Regions from separate parts of the Mus musculus genome. Here region 2 is linked to region 1. The links are chromatin loops, found by intact Hi-C in ENCODE. Cell type or tissue: left cerebral cortex. All regions are shown on one strand.

Region 1 (5,000 bases):
TATCATGGGTTGGAGCTGGGAGGGAGCCAGATTAGCATAGGAGGGAAAGGTAGACCATTTAGCCATTGAGGTGCAGTTTTTTTTTTTTTTTTTTTAAGATTTATTTATTTATTATATGTAAGTACACTGTAGCTGTCTTCAGACACTCCAGAAGAGGGCGTCAGATCTTGTTACAGATGGTTGTGAGCCACCATGTGGTTGCTGGGATTTGAACTCCGGACCTTCGGAAGAGCAGTCGGGTGCTCTTACCCACTGAGCCATCTCACCAGCCCCCGAGGTGCAGTTTTGAATAAGTCTTATTTTTCCTGTGTGGTCATTGGGGGATAGCATAAGGTAAAGAATACAGCCACCTCACTAATCCATTGTTTATATTTATATCAAGCATAATTCATTTACACCCATGTGAGCAGCTTGGGCATGGTATCACAGCTGAAGTCCAGCCATGGGGGTGCTGGGACAGAGGCAAGAAGACCCCAGGGACTCGCTGATCTAACTCTGGACTAACCACTGGGTTCCAGATTCAGGGGGAGACTCTTCTCAAAAATGAACAAAGGCGATTTATAGATGCAAGAGTTTCTTGGGGGCTTGCAGTTTCTGAGGGTGAGTCCATGGACATGTGGGGAGCATGGCTGCAGGTAGGCAGACATGGTGCTGGAGCACACACCTTGATCCACAGACATGAGGCAGAGACAGAGACACTAGAAACAGCACGGGCTTTTGAATCATCCAAGTCTAGCAGCAGTGATTTAACACGCCTCCTCCAGATTCTAGGAAGGAGACCTAGAACAGTGAAAACAACAGTGAAAACCAACTGATCAGTGGAGCCGGGGTGCATTCCTTTATTCCAAGCACTCAGGAGACAAAGGCAGAGATAGATGCAGGTGGATTTCTATGAGTTTGGAGTCTACACAGAAAGCTCTAGAACAACCAGGGCTATATACAAGGACCTATGTGGTGGTTTCAATATGGTTGGCCCATGGAAAATGTGGCCTTCTTAGAGGAAATGGGTCACTGTGGGGGTGGCTTTGCAATCTTATGCTCAAACTCCAACCCAGGAAGAGAATTTCTCCTGGTTGCCTTCAGATCAACATGCAAAACTCTTGGCTCCTCTAGCAGCACTCCTGCCTGCCCACTGCCATGTGTCCTGCCATGATTATAAAAGACCAAACCTCTGAAACTGTAAGCCAGCCCCAATTAAATGTTTTGTTTTGTAAGAGTTACCTTGGTCATGGCGTCTCTTTACAAAATGAAGCTGAGCAATGGTGGTGCATGCCTTTAATCCTAGCACTTTGGAAGCAGAGGCAGATAGATTTTTGAGTTTGAGGCCAGCCTGGTCTACAGAGTGAGCTCCAGGACAGCCAGGGCTACACGGAGAAACCCTGTATTGAAAAACCAGAAAAACACACACACACACACACACACACAAACAAAAATGAAACCCAAACTAAAACATCCTGTCAAGAAAGAAAGAAAGAAAGAAAGAAAGAAAGAAAGAAAGAAAGAAAGAAAGAAAGAGGGAGAGGGGGAAGGGAAAGGAAAGAAAAGGGAAGGGAAATGAAAGGGAAGGGAAGGGAAGGGAAGGGAAGGGAAGGGAAGGGAAGGAAAGGAAAGGAAAGGAAAGGAAAGGAAAGGAAAGGAAAGGAAAGGAAAGGAAAGGAAAGGAAAGGAAAGGAAAAAGGGGCTAGAGAGATGGCTCAGCAGTTAGGAGCACTGACTTCTCTTCCAGAAGTTCTGAGTTCAATTCCCAGCAACCACATAGTGGCCACAACCAGCTTTAATGGGATCTGATGTCCTACTCACATGAACAAATTAATAAATAGATATTTAAAAAGACAGAAAGAAAGAAGAAAGAAACAAAAAAATTCATTAATAAAAATTGGGCAACGGATCTCAGTTAATATTTGTCCAAAGAAGTTATTCAAATGGTCACCCACACCCCAGTAAACACACAAGAAGATGGCCATATTATATGACTTTTAGGTGAATGAAAATAAAATCACAATGCCCACACTACTTTGTAATAAAGTGAATATTACCAGGGGTGCAAAGAGATGTAACTGTAAGGAGGCATGTTAGTGGGGATGTAAGATGTTAGTGGGGATGCAGGACATTGGTGGGGATGCAGGATGTTAGTGGGGATATAGGATGGCTCCCACAGCCATAGAAATCAGTCTGAAATTCCATGAAAACTCCGCATAGGAGGCAGCAAGGCAGTTCAGTGGGTGAAGAGCTTCTCTGCAGGTCTGGGGACCTGGGTTTGATCCCCAGAATTTATAGTCGGAAGGGGGAACAGGCTTCTGAGGTTGTCCTTTGACCTCTATACAGATGCCCCCCGACACCCAGACACACACCAATCACAAAGAAAATAAATTCAGCTGAGTATAGTAGTACTCAGATTAATCCTAGCACTCAGGAGGCAGAGGCAGGAGGATCTCTGTGAGTTCAAGGCCAGCCTGGTCTATATAGTGAGTGCCAGGACAGTCAGGGCTATATAAGGAGCCACTGTCTCAACAAGTAAATAGACAATTAATTAATTAATTAATTAATTAATTAATTAATTAAATGTAAAGTTAACAACAACACACACACACTTGGGAGGCTGAGGCAGGAAGATTGCAAGTCTGAGACCATCTTTAGCCACTTAGAGAAATTTTACTGCAGAAAGAAAGTGCCTGCTTCACCTGCACATCTTCTAAACGTGAAGCGATACATAGAAGATTTGAATGATCCTCACACAAGGGAGACCCACAAATCCAAAATCATTTGTATTTTCAAAAACGGAAGGCTGGGTGTGGTAGCTCACACTCAGAAGGCAGAGGCAAGTGAATTTCTGTGAGTTTGAGGCCCACCTGGTCTACATAGCATGTTTTAGGCTTGTCAGAGTTCTATAGTCAGACTATGTATCAAACAAACAAACAAGTAATAAATAAATAAAATTGAAAGGTTTTTCAGAGACTTCAATGTAACGTTCATGGTAGCATTACTCACAATCACCAGAAGGTGGTGATGTCGTCAAAGGTGTTCCTTCCGAAAGGCAACCGCGTTAAATCTCCTGGAGGTAGTTTTAAGATGGGCCGCTGTGAAGAGGCCACCAGGTCCCGAGGGCTCTCTTCTCTTCAGCTGAGTTAAGGATCTTATGATGAGGTTCAGCTCTTCCGCTTTGACTTTCCTCTGTGTAATGAACACAGCATTAAGGGGTGCTGCCCTCACTGGACATTGAAAGCTGCCGTCGCCTTCATCTCTGATTAAACACATTTCTGTTTTTTAAACCTAAATTTAAGACGGCATTGGGGGCGGGGATTGCCGCAGGTCAGAACAATTTGCAGTTGGTCCTCTTCTCTCATCCTGGGGGTCTAAGGACTTTTGTTCATTCACTGAGCGATACCGAAGCTTTGGCCAGGAGGGCTAAATGTTCAGGGCTCTGAATTCTTGAAAGGATTTTCCGGGAGGGTCAGGTTTACTGTGGCTATAGAGTTTGACTGAAGCCACATTGGCCCAGTTTTTGAGTTTATAGCAGATTGTCCTTGTATAGCCACCGCTTCTTCCAGGGCCACTTGAGGGTGCCCTGGATGATAGCTTCAGCTCCGACTCGGCGCTGGACTTCCCAGTCTTCCACAAAGATTGTGGTGTTGGTTCATGAGACGCATAAGCCTTGGTGGCTGAGTCTGTCCGGACACCATGGCGCCTCCTCCTTGTGTAGTTTAGAGTTCTGACTGGCTTGGCCTTTGGGATGTAGTCCTGGATGGCTTGGGGCTTTAAGTAATTAAGATTTTCCTCAGATTTGGTGGAGAGATCCATTGAGATGTAATTTAGGCAAAAATCTGCTTTAGGAATGTCCAGGACCCTGACTGCAAAGCCTGGGGGTGGCAGGGGTAGGAGAGCTAAAAGCAACTGACAGAGCATTGAGAATCCCACACTTTCATCCACTTTAAAGGAAGGGTTCTGAATTTAACAGATTAAAGAAGGTGGCAGATAGGACATTAGTTGTGGATGACTCCCTCTATAGCTGGAGTGTCTGTTCTGACACCAGGAACTTGCTGTGTAGCCAAGGCTGGCCTCCAATTTACAGGGATCCAAGTGCCACCTTCATCTCCTGCTTAGTGGGTGTCTGTTTAATCTTTTATTTTGAGACAGGGTCTCATTAAGTTGCCCAGAACGGCCTGGACTCAGTCTGTTGCCATGGCTGGCCTAGAACTCCCAAAGAGCTCCCTGCATCAGCTTCTAGTGTGCTGGCATTAAGCTGGTGATAGTGTGGTCCAGGAGCAATCTTCCCACGTCAGCCCCTGTGGTGACTGATATTTACAAGTTGGTGACACCAGGCCCTAATCCTTTTTTTTTTTTTTTTTTTTAATTTTTCTGTGGTCACCAAACTGGAATTTACTTCTTCTAGTTGGGTTTTTGTTTTTTTTTTTTTTGTTTTTGTTTTTTTTTGTTTTTTTTTTTGAGGTGGAAAGAAGCTAACTTTAAATCAGTTTTCAGTTACATTATTGCTATGAAGCTTTCAGTCTGATTCTCCTTCCAAATGCTCGCTCCTTCCTTCCTTCCTTCCTTCCTTCCTTCCTTCCTTCCTTCCTTCTAATGCAGATGCTTTCTTTTGGTGGCTGTAGATGGTAGTTTTATATTACACTTCCAACAACGGTTAACACTTCTATTTCACTCATAGATTCTTTGAGGCTCCCCGAAGCACCCCGCCACTTTCTGTCATGGCATTTTGTAAATGTTTTATTGAGTCTGAGGACGCCTCCCACGGATTCCCTGACTTGCTTCGCTCACGGTCGTGTCGGTGAACAACTAGTCATAGACATAACTGTGGACTTGTTTTGGTTTTGGTTTTTTTAGAGACAGGATTTCTCTGTGTAGCTTTGGCTGTCCTGGAACTCACTTTGTAGATCAGGGTGGCCTCGAACTCAGAAATCCGCCTGCCTCTGCCTCCCAAGTACTGAGATGAAAGGTGTGCACCAGCTCTGTCTGGCTAGTATTGCTTTCTTTGAAGAAAATGG
Region 2 (5,000 bases), 400 kb after region 1:
AGGTGCCCATTGGGAGTTAGAGATTAGGTGCCCTTGGAATTAGAAATACACGTAGTTCTAAACTCTTGAAATGGGTGCTTGGGGGCTGGAGAGATGGCTCAGCGGTTAAGAGCACCAACTGCTGTTCCAGAGGTCCTGAGTTCAATTCCCAGCAACCACCTGGTGCCTCACAACCATCTGTAATGGAATCCACCAGCAACAGTGTACTCATATACGTAAAATAAAATTTAAAAAAAGAAAAGAAAAGAAACGGGTACTGGGAACCAACCTGAGGTCCTATGCTGGAGAGATGGCTCAGGGCCTAATAGCAATGACTGCTCTTCCAGAGGAACCAGGTTCTATTGCTAGTGCTCTCACAGTGTCTAACAGCTGTCCATAGCTCCAGTTCTACGGCATCTCAAACTCCCTTCTGGCCTACATGGGCAATACATGCATGTATCCTGTGCCTTTAATCCCAGTGTTCTAGAGACAGAGGCAGAAGAAGCAGGCAGAGCTCTTGAGTCTGAGACCAGACTGGTCTACATATTGAGTTCCATGAAAGCCATACATAAAAAGATGCAGCCAAAACATACATGTAAAATGTAAAAAATGTAAAAAAAAAAAAAAAAAAAAAAAAAAGCTGATCACGGTGTTGCACACCTTTATTTAAACATGCCTGTATGTGCATGTGCACTTTTGTGTGTGTGTATGCATGCTTGGGCCAAGTGTGTGGGGACCATCAGAAACCAGTAGAGAGGAGTTACAGATAGTTGTGAGCTGCCTGACATTGGTATTGGGAATTGAATTTGGATTCTTCTAGAAGAGAAATACATTATCTTCATCTCAGAGCCGTCTCTTCACTCTGATTTTCTGTGTGTGTGTTGCCTGCATATATGTATGTATGTATATCCCATGAGTACCTGGTACCTGTGGAGGCTAGTACCCTGGAACCGCAGTTACATGTGCTTGTGAGCTGCTGTGTGGGTTCTAGAAATGGAGCCTGAGTTCTCTAGGAGAGAAAGTTTCCAGAGCCAATTTTCCCTCCCAACTCAGGAAACTTCAATCTGGAACTTATCCAAGGACAGCAGTTGAAGCCCCTAGAACTGCAGTTATAGATGGTTGTAGGCCATCATGTGGATGCTGGGAACTGAACCCTGACTCCCACAAGCTGCACCCCCCACCTCCCACCCCACCCTGTGCACATATACAAGTAAATGTGATTAAAGTAAAGTAAAGATCTCCTTGAGATGAAAGATTGGATTAAATCCCTCAGCCACTGTTTCTTTATAGAGAGAAGACTAAAGAACAGCTGGCTGCCCTGAGGAAACACCATGAAGATGAGATTGACCACCATTCGAAGGAGATAGAGCGTCTGCAGAAGCAAATTGAACGCCATAAGAAGAAGATCCAACAACTAAAGAATAATCATTGAATGCGCGCAGTCGGTCCCTCACAGAGTGGCCCGTATCACTCCCCACGTCTGTAGACACATGGCTTTGAATGATTACTATTTGGTCTGTGTGCTACTAACAGATAATAAACGATCACCAGGAAACTTGCCTGATGCCTTCTACTGTCTAGAGCAGCAGTTCTCAACCTTTGGCTTGAGACCCCGTTTGTGGGTAGAACGACCCTTTCACGGGAGCCGCCTAAGGACATCTGAACCATCAAATATTGACATTCTGATCGGAAAAACAGCAGGGAAATTACAGTTATGAAGTAGCAACCAAACCTTTAAGGGGTTGAAGCATTAGGAAGGTTGAGAACCACTAAGGGACAGAAACTTCTCATCCATTAGAATGAATTGAGGGTTTCTACTAAATAGAGTACGGGGGAGGGTGTGACCCTGACCTCAGTCTAATCAGAATGTGCAGAGACAGCTTGAAACGTAAACCCCAGTCCAATGCCTAAGCCTAGCTGCGGTCTGGAGGAAAGAGTAAACAGAGTGGTTTCTAAGGCTAGGACCAGAAACAATAGCACTGTCTTACTAGAAGGCTGGCTCTTTCATATGAACTAGCTATTGCTCTAAGCGTGAGACAACTACAATTAGAAATCATTCCCAAAGCCAGGCGTGGTGGCGCACGCCTGTATTCCCAGCACTCGGGAGGCAGAGGCAGGCGGATTTCTGAGTTCGAGGCCAGCCTGGTCTACAGAGTGAGTTTCAGGACAGCCAGGACTATACGAAGAAACCCTGTCTCAGGAAAAAAAAAGTTGGTTTTTTTTTTTTTTTCACTTTCCAACAAATTCTTTTTTAAAAAGATACATAGAGCCAGGCAGTGGTGGCACACACCTTTGATCCTAGCATTCAGAAAGCAGAGGCAGGCAGATTTCTGTTAGTTCCTGGCTAGCCTGGTCAGTTAGTTCTAGGAAAAAACAAAACAAAACAAAACAAAAAACAGTCTGGCCTTCTGAGACCAACAGTTGACCTAACTCCATAGTAAAGCCATTGCTTAGACATGCATGAGGGCCTGGTATAATCCCAGCACTAGGTATGGAAAACGTTGCCAGGAATAACACAGTAAAACTTATGACCCTCAGTGCAGAGATCTCAGGGCAGACCTTTCTTCCCCCTTGCATTGGAATTGAGGAAGTCTTCCCGGTTGTGTGAGTATTCAATGTCTAGATGACTCAGCGTTCTACTGCTGTGGACTCTGTGTGTGTGTGTGTGTGTGTGTGTGTGTGTGTGTGTGTGTGTGTGTGTGTGTGTTTTACACAGTTATTTTAGGTATGGGGAAGGTTTGGAGTGGTGAGTGAGTATGTTTCTGCCGCAGAGATCCGAGGACAACTTAGGAGAGGACTCCATTCCCTACCATGTGGGTTCTGGGGGTCAAATCCAGATCATTGCCAGGCTTGGTGGCAAACACCTTTAACCATTGAGCCATCCTACCAGCCCTTTTTTGGTTTCTTTTTCCTTTTTTCTTTTCTTTCTTTTCTTTTTGTTTTCTGTTTGTTTTGATTTTTTTGTTTCGTTTGGTTTTGAGACAGGGTTTCTTTGTGTAGCCCTGGCTGTCCTGTAGACCAGGCTGGCCTCAAACTCAGAAATCCACCAGCTTCTGCCTCACAAGTGCTGGGATTAAAGGAGTATGCCACCACTGCCCGGCCCTTTTTTTTATGATATATATGTTTGTTTATTACATGTAAGTACACGTCTTCAGACACTTCAGAAGAGAGCTTCAGGTCTCATTATGGATGGTTGGGAGCCACAAGTGGTTGCTGGGATTTGAACTCAGGATTTTCAGAAGAGCAGTCGGTGCTCTTAACCGTTGAGCCATCTCTCCAGCCCCCCATTTTCTTTCTTTAAGAACTAATCCAAGCCAGGCGTGGTGGCGTACGCCTTTAATCCCAGCACTCCGGAGGCAGAGGCAGGCGGATTTCTGAGTTCGAGGCCAGCCTGGTCTACAAAGTGAGTTCCAGGACAGCCAGGGCTACACAGAGAAACCCTGTCTTGAAAAAAAAAAGAGCTAATCCTATAGAATTTTATAAAATAGATTATTTACAGCTTGCACAAGATGTAAAAGTTACAGAGCAAGTTACAATTATCTGCTTGTTACATCTGAAGTTATTTTTGGCAAAATATTTTCATTAATTTTTTAAATATTTATTTATTTATATACATGAGTACACTATTGCTCTCTCAGACACACCAGAGAGGTCATGAGACCCCATTACAGATGGTTGTGAGCCACCATGTGGTTGCTGGGATTTGAACTCAGGACCTCTGGAAGAGCAGTCGCTGTGCTCTTAGCCGCTGAGCCATCTCTCCAGCACCCCCATTTTCATTAATTATGCATACTTTTTTAGACTTGATACTCCTGGAAATCAAATGAAGGTTCTTACCCGTATGTACTATAAGTATGCACCTTACCACTGTGCTACATCCTCAGCCTCATGTTATAGCCAGAGTTGCAGCAGGTTGTGAGGTAACTTCTCCAAGGTCTTGTGAAGTTTGTCCTGAGCAGAAAGCTGTTTCCTCCCGATAGTGCTCTCAAAACCCTTAGCTACAGTTCCAGGGCTGCGGTTTTGATGCCAATAGTTCCCTCTTCCATGCGGTGTGAGAAGTGGTTGCTGTCTGTTCCTCAGAGGATGGATCGATGGATGCAGGCTCCTTGGGTAAGTGTAGACATGGCTGTGGTTTGTGTTGGCACTGACATGTCGGCTGTGACAGGAGGCCCTTCAGCATGTTTGTGCATGCCTCTGCAGTGCAAACTCGTGATCCTAGCTCTTGGAGGTTTCCACAGCAGTTAACCCAAAAGTTGTTTTTAGCTGAGCAGTTATGGTACACACTTTTTTTTTTTTAACAAATCTTTTTTTTTTTAAGATTTACTTATTTATTTATTATATGTAAGTACACTGTAGCTGTCCTCAGATACTCCAGAAGAGGGCATCAGATTTTGTTACGGATGGTTGTGAGCCACCATGTGGTTGCTGGGATTTGAACTCGGGACCTTCGGAAGAGCAGTCGGCACTCTTAACCACTGAGCCATCTCGCCAGCCCCTGGTACACACTTTTAATCCCAGCACTTGGGGGGAGGCAGAGGCAGATGGATGAAAGCCACCTGGTCTATAGAATGAGTTCCGGGACAGCTAGGGCTACACAGAGAAACCCTGTCTTGAAAAACAAACAAACAAACAAAAAGTCTACCCCACTGGTCAAACACTTGAATAGTTCCTGGGTTTGAGTCCCAGCCTGGGAAGAGAAGTTGGGGAAGGGTGGGGAGGAAGAAGAGGAGAATCAACATTATCTTAGGACCAATTAAATCCAAATGTATGGCTGAAGAGATGGCTCAGACAATAAAGTGCCCTCTGTATCCACATGAGGACCTGTAACTAGTCTGGAGGGGGGCAAAGGGAGCTGGAGGCAGGAGGATCTCCAAAGCTGCTTAGTCATCAGCCATCAGCCTAGCGTAATCCATAAGCATTCGGTACAATGAGAGACCCTGTCTCAAAACAAAAAAATACAAAGCAATTAAGAGAATGAGGAAAGATATCTTCTGCGCTCAGGTGCTCACATGTGCATACAC

The links. A loop is a pair of places that touch in the nucleus more often than their neighbours do. Peaks named below come from ENCODE experiments on the same cell type or tissue, not always from the same donor. Only the 100,000 strongest peaks of a DNase experiment are listed, where the experiment ranks them.
Region 2: it touches region 1 in a loop (2.5-fold over the local background); 6 of 42 quality-filtered maps call a loop at or near these places.

Annotation. Positions count from the first base shown.
Region 1 is chr4:132,928,986-132,933,985 of GRCm38, reverse strand. No RefSeq gene overlaps it. Among named protein-coding and RNA genes, the nearest start is that of Fam76a, 8.9 kb to the right of the region's middle. In left cerebral cortex, a CTCF peak has its summit at 3,000 (motif pointing right); DNase peaks (open chromatin) are centred at 788, 1,036 and 3,014; H3K27ac peaks cover 1,037 bases.
Region 2 is chr4:132,527,093-132,532,092 of GRCm38, reverse strand. Atpif1 (ATPase inhibitory factor 1) reads left to right here. Exons shown (of 4, transcript NM_007512.4): 4 at 1,270-1,538. The coding sequence ends at 1,411. Among named protein-coding and RNA genes, the nearest start is that of Atpif1, 5.8 kb to the left of the region's middle. In left cerebral cortex, no CTCF peak of the experiment used is centred here; a DNase peak (open chromatin) is centred at 2,549; H3K4me3 peaks cover 34 bases.